Linked DNA regions of Homo sapiens: region 1 is linked to region 2. Evidence: chromatin contacts called from ENCODE Hi-C or POLR2A ChIA-PET data. All regions are on one chromosome and are shown on one strand. The core of a region is the stretch at or near the end of the contact, and the rest is flanking DNA. Distances in the headings are between cores, read along the strand shown.

Evidence for each region. Hi-C counts contacts between places; a loop is a spot of excess contacts on that map. ChIA-PET counts read pairs that join two places held with the same protein, here RNA polymerase II (POLR2A). Pooled maps may share reads with other maps.
Region 1: a loop to region 2 is called in a map with no recorded cell type, with 4 times the contacts of the local background. The contact joins two enhancer-like sites. A Hi-C loop is called at or near these places in 1 of 168 maps with a recorded cell type or tissue (GM12878), 23 of 37 single-sample maps with no recorded cell type and 6 of 50 pooled maps. POLR2A ChIA-PET finds 5 or more read pairs at or near these places in 2 of 52 experiments (GM12878 and Panc1).

Annotation. Positions count from the first base shown.
Region 1 is chr6:88,659,623-88,664,968 of GRCh38, reverse strand. The region is part of intron 14 of RNGTT (RNA guanylyltransferase and 5'-phosphatase); the gene reads left to right. Among named protein-coding and RNA genes, the nearest start is that of RNGTT, 300 kb to the left of the region's middle. Within about 2 kb of position 2,293, at least 2 of the 41 ENCODE cell types and tissues checked have a DNase peak (open chromatin) inside an H3K27ac peak, as active enhancers do; they include GM12878, where a contact is called at or near this core.
Region 2 is chr6:88,759,944-88,764,585 of GRCh38, reverse strand. All of the region lies in intron 13 of RNGTT (RNA guanylyltransferase and 5'-phosphatase), which reads left to right. Among named protein-coding and RNA genes, the nearest start is that of RNGTT, 200 kb to the left of the region's middle. Within about 2 kb of position 2,730, at least 3 of the 41 ENCODE cell types and tissues checked have a DNase peak (open chromatin) inside an H3K27ac peak, as active enhancers do; they include GM12878, where a contact is called at or near this core.

The DNA.
Region 1 (5,346 bases), core at 1,044-3,543, 99 kb after region 2:
GGCAAACAGAAAGCCTGCTTTGTCAAAACTCCTGTTGCTCCAATTATATCAATAGCCTTTTTAGACAAGGGGGCGACCGGGGTGGTCACTACTGAATGTTCAGCACCAGTATTGACCAGAAACTTAATGTCCTTGCCCCCAACTGTCATTCTGACCATGGGCTCCTTGGGGGCACGTGAGCCTGGTCCCCTTCGGTCCAATAACCCCTCAGCCAGATTGAACAAGGCTCCTTCGTCCTTGTCTGGGGTCTTTTGCTCTGAACCACCTTGCTTTTCTTTCAGCTGAGGGCACTTATCTTTCCAATGTCCTGTCTCTTTACAATAGGCGCACTGGTTACGTTGCAAGCGTGGACGGTCAGACTGGGTATTTTTCCTGGAGCCCCCATTCCCTTGTCCTTTCAGGGGGACCCCTCTAATAGCTGCAGCTAGTAGGTCAGCATTTCACCGGGTTGGCATTCACCTTCTTTGCGGCTCTCTCTGCGGCTTGCTGCATCTGTATTTACAAACACTTGGTTGGCTATTTCCAGTAATTGGCGACGTATTCATACCTGCAAACCCAGCCCGTTTCTTCAGCTTTCTCCTAATATCCTCTGCGCTTTGACTAACTAAGGCCATGTTAATCATGCGCTGATTTTCAGGGCTGTCTGGGTCAAAGGGAGTGTACATGCGATAGGCCTCACACAGTCTCTCATAAAATTGCACTGGACTTTCTTGCTTTCCTTGGATAACCTCGGAGACCTTGTTTACGTTTGTGGCCTTTTGGGCTCCTCTCCTCAACCCTTCTAAGAGTGCTTCCCTATACCGCATTAGCCTTTGCATACCCTCTGTCTCGTTTGGATCCTATTAAGGGTCAGTTCCTGGTAGCTGGATCCTCACATACTCTTGGGGGTTCTGATAATCAGCTGGAACATGCTCTTCCAGCCACTTAGTTGCTACCTCGAGCACTCTCCTCCCTCATCCGTGTTAAAGAGGTACATGAGCAACTGGTGGCAATCAGCCCAAGTGGGGTTATGAGTTTGGATAATAGTTTGGAGCAAGTCAATCAGAGCTTGCAGCTTTTCTGTATAGGATGGGATGTTATTTTTCCAGTTGAGGAGATCGGCAGAGGTAAAAGGTTGGTACACAAAGGCACCCCTACCATATGCCCCTCCTCATTTACCCCAGTATACCGTTGCTCTCTTAGGGGCATTTGTGTCCCAGTTTTAGGTTGCAAGCAAGCTGCCAAGGGAGGGGTTTCTCCCAAGCTTCATATCCTCTTTTGTCTATTTTAGGTGGCCTTGGGGTGTGCACACCTTGCAGAGGCTCAGGGGCTGTGGGCTTCGATGTGGGGAGCCTCTCTTCTTGGTAAGGAGGGGCACCATTGGTGCCATTTCTGCCATGCATCCTCTGATGTGGGGTCGGACAGAACCGTAGGAGCTGACTTCCCTCGGCGGGTGGAGCAAGACTTTTCCTTGGCTATCTGTCCCTTTGCTACTAGTACTGCTGCAGCCTGTCCTCTTAGCCACTGTGAGGGGTCTAAAACTAGCTGCAACCAAGTATCTATGTATGGTAACTGGTCTGGGTGTCCTGATTTATCAGTTACTTTGTGCCATACCTTTGAAACTAGGGACCTGTCTAGGCTTCCTTCTGATGGCCATCTCACCTCTAATGCTGGATAGTCTATCTCACATAAAGCCTTAAGCTTTCCAGGTGTCATAGCAATTCCATAGTCCCCATTGAATCCTTTCTTGAAATTCTTTAACATAGTTCCTAACAGGGTAGGCTTACTTTGTATTTTACACATTTTCCTCTCTCAGGAGACAAAACAACACTCTTACCACAAAGGGGGAAGGGAAAAAGGGGCAAAAGGTCACTCACTCACCAAGCAATTCACACTAAAATCAAAGTATGGATAAGGAATTACTCATTCATCAAGCAATTTGAGCCAAGTCAGAGCCGAAATCATAGCCAGAACAGTTCAAATCCAAAAGTCAATAGTGAAATCTAAACCAAAACAGTTCAAATCTAGTCAAAATGAAAACCAAAACCAAAGTGCCAAGAAAGCCATGCTGTGGGTGATCAGCCCACACTTCCACTCAGATGGAGTGGGCCAGTTCCAAGGCCAGTCTTACCATGTTCCAGATGTCCAGACTCCAATCGCCGATTCCTTCCCGGTGTTCAACCGCTGTGTTAATTCTCCACGGGGGTCTGCCGCACACTGCTGTGGCAAGGCATTTGACCAGGGCAATTGCCTACGCGAGAGTGCTCCCAGGATCTGCTTTGCTTAAGCTCGCCGGAGTCCTCCCCAGGGATGCTCCACAGGGCAGGCCTAAGCCGCCTAAGAGGCTGCCTCAACTGTCCACTAATCACCTCGCTTCCAGGTCAGGGAACCAAGAAATGTAGCAGGAATGGTTGCAGACAAAACCTCTCGGACACTGGTTTTATGAAGGAAGAGGCTTTAATCAGCTGGGAGCATTGGTAGACTCGCATCTCATGATCTGAGCTCCCCAAAGTAAAGATTCCTGTCCCTTTTAAGGGCTTACAACTCTGAGGGGTCCATGTGAAAGGGTCATGATACATTGTGCAAGTGGGGGCTACGTGACTGAGAGCTACATGCATCAGTGATGGGGGCTAGCAGAACAGAACAGAAAGTTTCAGAAGTCTTCCTCATACAATGTCTGGAATCCACAAGCGGTTAGGTCAGGAGTTGATGTTTAACTACCAGGCACGGTTCTTGGCACCAAGCCATCTGGCTATTGATCTCACTTCTTCTTTTAACCTTTTGCTTTCTCATGAAATAGGAGACAATGGGAGAGGTGGTCTACTTCCTTAAAGGTGTGTTTCCTCTATGCCGATTTTGCCTAGGGTTGTAATCACAAGGAATGCTAGATTTTGTCAAATGCTTTTTCTGGATCCATTGATATGGTTTTTGTTTTTAATTCTGTTTATGTGGTGTATCACATTTATTAACTTGCATATGTTAAACCAACCCTGCATCTCTGGTATGAAAGCCACTTGAAAGTGATGTATTACCTTTTAAATATGCTGTTGGATTCAGTTACACAGTATTTTGTTGAGGATTTTTTGCATCTGTGTTCATCAGAGATATTGGTCTATAGTTTTCTTTTTTGTTATGTCCTTCCCTGGTTTTAATATTAGGGCAATAATGGTTTCAGGGAATGATTTAGGGAGGATTCCCTCTTTATCTTTTGGAATAGTTTCAGTAGGATTGGTACCAACTCTTTGAATATGTGATAGAATTTAGCTGTGAATCCATCTGGTCCTGGACTTTTTTTGTTGGCAATTTTTTTTATTACTATATCAATCTCACTACTTGTTATTGGTCTGTTCAGAGTTTCTGTTTCTTCCTGGTTTAATCTAGGAGGGTTGTATATTTCCAGGAATTTATCCCTCTCCTCTAGGTTTTCTAGTTTGTGTGCCTGAAGTTATTCATAGTAGCATTGAATGATTTTTTTGTATTTCTGTGGTATCAGTTGTAGTATCTCCCATTTCATTTCTACTTGAGCTTGTTTGATTCTTCTCTCTTTCTTCTTTTTTGGTTAATCTCACTAACGGTCTGTCAATTTTTTTTAACCTTTTCAAGGAACCAGCATTTCGTTTTATTTATCTTTTGTATTGCTTTTTGTTTGTTTCAATTTCGTTTAGTTCTGCTCTGATCTTTGTTATTTCTTTTCTGCAGGGTTTGGGTTTGGTTTGTTGTTGTTTCTCTAGTTTCTTGGGGTGCGAGTTTAGATTGTCTGTTTGTGCTCTTTCAGACTTTTTGATGTAGGCGTTTAATGCTATGAACTTTCCTCTTAGTACCGCTTTTGCTGTATCCCAGAGGTTTTGATAGGTTGTGTCACTATCATCATTCAATTCAAAGAACTTTTTAATTTCCATCTTGATTTCATTGTTGACCCAAAGATCATTCAGGAGTAGATAATTTAATTTCTATGTATTTGTATGGTTTGGAGGGTTCCTTTTGGAGTTAATTTTCAATTTTATTCCACTGTGGTCTGAGAAAGTACTTGATATAATTTCAGTTATCTTAAATTTATTGAGACTTGTTTTGTGACCTATCTTATGGTCTGTCTTGGAGAATGTTACATGTGCTGATGAAAAGAATGTATATTCTGCAGTTGTTGGGTAGAATGTTGTGTAAATATCTGTTAAGTCCATTTGTTCTAGGGTATAGTTTAAGTCCATTGTTTCTTTGTTGACTTTCTGTCTTGATGACCTGTCCAGTGCTGTCAATGGAGTATTGAAGTCCCCCACTATTATGGTGTTGCCATCTATCTCGTTTCTTAGGTCTAGTAGTAATTGTTGTATAAATTTGGGAGCTCCAGTGCTAGGTGCATGTATTTAGGATTGTGATATTTTCCTGTTGGAGACTAATCCTTTTATCATTGTATAATGTCTCTCCTTTTCTTTCTTTTTTTTTACCATTGTTGCTTTAAAGTCTGTTTTGTCTAATATAAGAATAGCCACTCCTGCTCACTTTTGGTGTTCATTTGCATGGAATATCTTTTTTCACCTCTTTACCTGGAGTTTATTTGAGTCCTTATGTGTTAGTTGAGTCTCTTGAAGACAACAGATAGGATACTTGGTTGGTGGATTTTTATCCATTCTGCTATTCTGTATCTTTTAAGTGGAGCATTTTGGCCATTTACATTCAATGTTAGTACTGAGATGTGAGGTACTGTTCTATTCATCATGCTAGTTGTTGCCTGAATACCTTGGGCTTTTGTTTTGTTTTCATTGTGTTGTTTTATAGGCCCTGTGAGATTTATGCTTTAAGGAGGTTCTATTTTGGTGCATTTCGAGGTTTTAAGATTTAGAACTTTTTTAGCATTTCTTGTAGTGCTGGCTTAGTAGTGGCAAATTATCTCAGCATTTGTTTGTCTAAAACAGACTATCTCGCCTTCATTTATGAAGCTTAATTTTGCTGGATACAAACTTTTTTCCTGACAGTTATTTTGTTTCAGGAGAGTAAAGATAGGACCCCAATGCCTGCTGGTTTGTAAGGTTTCTGCTGAGAAATGAGCTGTTAATCTGATAGGTTTTCCTTTATAGGTTACCTGATGCTTTTGTCTCATAGCTGTTAAGATTATTTCCTTTATCTTGACTTTAGATAACCTGATGACTATGTGCCTAGGCAATCATCTTTTTGTGATGAACTTCCCGGGTGTTCTTTGAGCGTCCTGTATTTGGATGTCTAGATCTCTAGCAAGACCAGGGAAGTTTTTATTGACTATTCCCTCAAATAAGTTTTCTAAATTTCTAGATTTCTCTTCTTCCTCAGGAACACCAGTTATTCTTATGTTTGGTCATTTTAACATAATCCCAAATTTCTTGGAGGCTTTGTTCA
Region 2 (4,642 bases), core at 1,481-3,980:
GAAGCATCATTACAATAGTGAGAAACTGGAAATATTCAATGTCTTTTTCACTGTAAAAGTCTTTTGTAAAATATAGTTGTATACATGTGTCTTCCTGTATGTGTTTCCAGGAAAGTTGCTAATAGTATTCTAAAAATCTCTAATAGTATCTTTTAGAAATTGGTCTAGTCTGTTGAGATACAAGATTTCCTAGAGCTTTGAGGTTGAACTCAGACCTAGCATCTACATTTGTTGTTTGATTTTACATTCACACATAGTTGTGTGATGTTAATAGACATACCAGTTTGGATTTAATTAAAAACAGAAACACAGCAAATATTTTAACAGAATGAATTTAGTTGAAGAATTGTCTGTTACGAAAGAACTGAAGAGATGAAAAAGTCTTGCAGAGGAAGCAAGCACTGCAGGAAGCGTCTACCATGCAGCGAACTGGGGTAATGAAGAAATGAGGGTAGATTATTAAAATTTAGAAGATTGGAGGAGGCCTTATAGGGTTCATAAGAAGCCAGTTGCTGCCCAGCTGTCATTCTTGCCACAAGATCTTGGAGGAAGGATTCAGAGGCTCCAGACAATTGATATACTGGGTTATAAGGCCCAAGTGGCAGAGCAGCTTATACTATAGCATGAACTTGCTGCAGAGCCATCTTTTGTTCTGATTTCAACTTAAAAATGGTAGCCTAACAGGTTCCTTGGTCAATGAGTTGGAGTACTGCTTCAAAATCCACAGTGATTGTTAATCTTTGTAACGTCCTTTTTAGTATCCACTGATAGTGCAAGTAGAGTAACTTGTCTCTGACACCTTGGAGAAGCTATCCTGATAGGCTTCCAACCATTGGACCCCTAGAAATCTTACTTAGGCAATGGGCTCTTAATTTTTGTGGGTTTTATGTCTTCTGTCTTACATGTGTCTTAGCAAGATGTCTAAAGAACTTTATACTTCCTCTTTATCACTCTTAATAAGTACAAAATCATCAGCATTGTTGATCAGTGATTTGTTCTGTGTAGTGTCAGAGTGACCACTGTCTCTGAAAAAAATTAGAAAGACGATAACAAGTGAGAGACAGAAATTGGAGTCCTTACACATGGATGTTGAGATTGTAAGTTGGTGCAGCCAGTGTGGCAAACAGTTACATAGTTCCTCAAAATGTTTAAGATAGACTTACCATGTGACTCAGCAATTCCACTCTCAAGTATATACCCAAGAGAAATGAAAACATATGCCCACACAAAACTTGTACGTAAATCTTCTTATCAGCATTATTCATAATAGCCAAAGGGTGGAAACAACCCCAAATATTTATCAACTGACACATGGATAAATACGCAAACAAAATAACTCTTCCACCAGGCACAGTGCCTCACTCCTGTAGTCCCAGCACTTTGAGATGTCTGAGGTGGGCATAGTGCTTGAGTCCAGGAGTTTGAGACCAGCCTGGGCAACCTGGTGAAACCCCATTTCTAACAAGAAATACAAAAAAAAAAAAAAAAAAAAAAAAAAGCTGGCCATGATGGCACATGCCTGTAGTCCCAGCTACTTGGAGGCTAAGGTGGGAGGAACACCTGAGCCTGGGGAGGTTGGGGCTACAGTGAGCTGTGGTGGGGCCACTGCACTCCAGCCTGAGTGACAGAGTGAGACCCTTCCTTAAAAAAAAGGAAAAAGAAAATACCTTTCATTTAGACGACTGTAGTGGATCCTCTTAAGCAAAGAGACTCTGGATATTATGCCAGCTGGATTTCAATTCAAGCTCTGCCACTCTTTACTCAGGTTCTCTCTCTGTTGCTTGTGTTTCTGTAACTTCATTATGTGGATAATAGTGCCTACCTCGTGTGGGACTTTAATGACATAATACATGTAAGTCCTTTAAACTACTGCATGTTACATAATAAATACTAAATATATATTTACTATTTTTTAAAAAGACCACTGTCTCTGTAGATTCTACTGTGGCAGAGAGCAGAAAAGCAGTATGCTGTGGCTGCAAGATATACTATTGGTCATTCTAGGCAAAGGCAGATGTCTTCTGATAGTACCACAGATTGGTACAGAGAAAAAAGTATTTGCCAACTTGTATATAAGATTTTAGAGGCTACATTGATTGGTTTCGTTAAAGACAGCACATCTGAAATGGCAGCTGCACTTGGTTTAACATGATTAAATTTATGATAATCAAAAATCATTCTAAATCTCTGATGGTGGTACTAATTTTTGTATTTCCCTTGGAGATATGTTACTGCTTTTGGTTTATTTCCCTGGTAGGGAAGGCTGGTTGAAGGGGCTTTTATTTGGCCTTTCCTAGCATAATGACCCTTATTCCGTGGGTCAGACAGCCAATGTGGAAATTCGTTTTCCAAGTATTTCTCTTCCAGTTATACATCCAGTAACTGGAAAATAACCGCAGGTTGTATTTGTGGACATACCGTCACACTTAGATTTAAACTTGAGCCAGTAATCCATTTATCACCTGATTACCCTAAGCTCTCCATTTAACTTACGGACTGCAGTGGCATTTTGGGTTCCTGGCAATTCGTGTCTGTTTAAAGTAAGTGTCTGGTAATCCCCTAGTGGTCTGGGTGTTCTTTCTTTTGGATTATAATTTTTTTATTAGATTTTTCTTTTGAAAGAAAGAACATCCGTACCACTAGGGGGTTACCAGACACTTACTTTAAACAGACACGACCACTAGGGGATTACCCATCGGGGATTACCAGAACAATCACTTTAGCAAATGCTGCTCATCCTTTGAAAAACTGTTGGAAGATTTACAGCAAGGGTCAGCACTTTTTTTCTATGAAAGGCCAGATAGTCAATATTTTAGGGTTTGTTGCCTATGTATCTCAACTACTCAAGTCTACCATTGTGGTGCTAAATCAAAGCTAGACAATATGTGTATGAGTGAGCATGACTGTGTCACAGTGAAACTTTATTTACAAAAACAGGTGTGAGGCCAGATGTGGCCTGTAGACTATAGTTTGCCAACTGTGGATTTACAGTACTGTACATGGTTGTAGTAGTATTGCAATACCTTCTTTAAGGGGATCTGGCCTCCCACTTGTATTGGGAGGCTTAGGTATTTTTGTTGTTGTTTGTTTGTTTTGAGATAGAGACTTACTCTGTTGCCCAGGCTGGAGTGCAGTGGTGCAATCTCAGCTCACTGTACCGTCCACCTCCCGGGTTCAAGCGATTCTCCTGCTTCAGCCTCCAGAGTAGCTGGGATTACAGGTGCCTGCCACCATGCTGGGCTGATTTTTTATAATTTTAATAGGGGTGGGGTTTCACAGTGTTGGCCAGGCTGGTCGCAAACTCCTGACCTCAAGTGATCCACGTGCCTCGGCCTCCCAAAGTGCTGGGATTACAGGTGTGAGCCAACATGCCTGGCCAGAAGGTTCTGGTTTGTTAACCAGGTAAGGTCTGCACATTTAAAACTGAGAAATGCTAGCTTCCTAGCAAGCAGAATGGAATATATAGAATTGACTGCATGGTCTCCTTTACTTCCTATCGGAAAAGTCTTTTTACTCTGCTGACTAGAGTGTATGTGTGTGTGTGTGTGTGTGTGTGTGTGTGTGTGTATTTCTTTTGCTTCAATTCATTAAAAAAAAAAATAGAATGAGCTGGGTTTGGAAGCTGAGGCAGGAGGATTGCTTGAGCCCTAGGAGTTTGAATCCAGCCTGTGCAATACAGCAAGATCTCATCTCTGGGAAAAAAAAAAAAAAATCGTTTTCTCATGCTTATTTGAATTAGTGTTACTCTTTTTGAGAAGGAAATTGTGGTGGTAAAATATTTTTCTGAATGTTGAAGAACTGTTCTTATATAAGGAAGGATTAAGTATGGGGGAAAAAGTCTTACTACTTTGCTGAGCAGCATTTTTCTGTTTTCTACCCTCTGCCTCTTTCACAAAATGAAATGTTTAATTCTTTCATTTATATTTTATTTAAAAATTATTTTAAAGAAATAGACATAAAACACTAATGTAATCACTATTATTATAGTATGCTTAATGACTAAGCTATTTGGTATGTAGCTGGTTGTATTTTTTTATGTATAATATAGCTATTTTTATTATTTAGCAAATGACCCATAGTAACTGCTTTCTTATTTGAAAATATTCTCATCACCCAAACATATTTTAAGACAAATGCTTCGTTGGCTTTCAGTCTTTGAATGGTTACTACTGTTAACATTCTTGATTATGTTTTACTTCCAGTGTGCCTAGGAGAGGCAAGGAGGAGCTGTGACTGAACTCTTTTCAGTTCCTTTGCCTGGTTATCTCTTGGGTATTAGTAACTCTTGTTTCCTCTGTTATTTCATCCTTCCTGCATTCAGCAGAAAATCTTTCCCAGGCCGCTTACCAAAAACCAACATCATAATCAAAGTGTCTACAAGTAACTAGTAGGAGAAAAGGAGCATGTGGCTTTAAAACATCTACTTATGACCTCACTGGAGTCAAATTACTTATTTTTACTTGTTAATTTACTAAATAGAAGTATATATCACCTTTGTTTTATAATTTGATTCTTTGGAATTTAATTTTCATATTCATTTTAACACTATTCTTTACATTAGTACCTTTCGCTTATGTGATTTTTCTCAATTAATATATATTTTCATTAATTGCAATTTCTCTAAGTTACCTTTTATGTTATA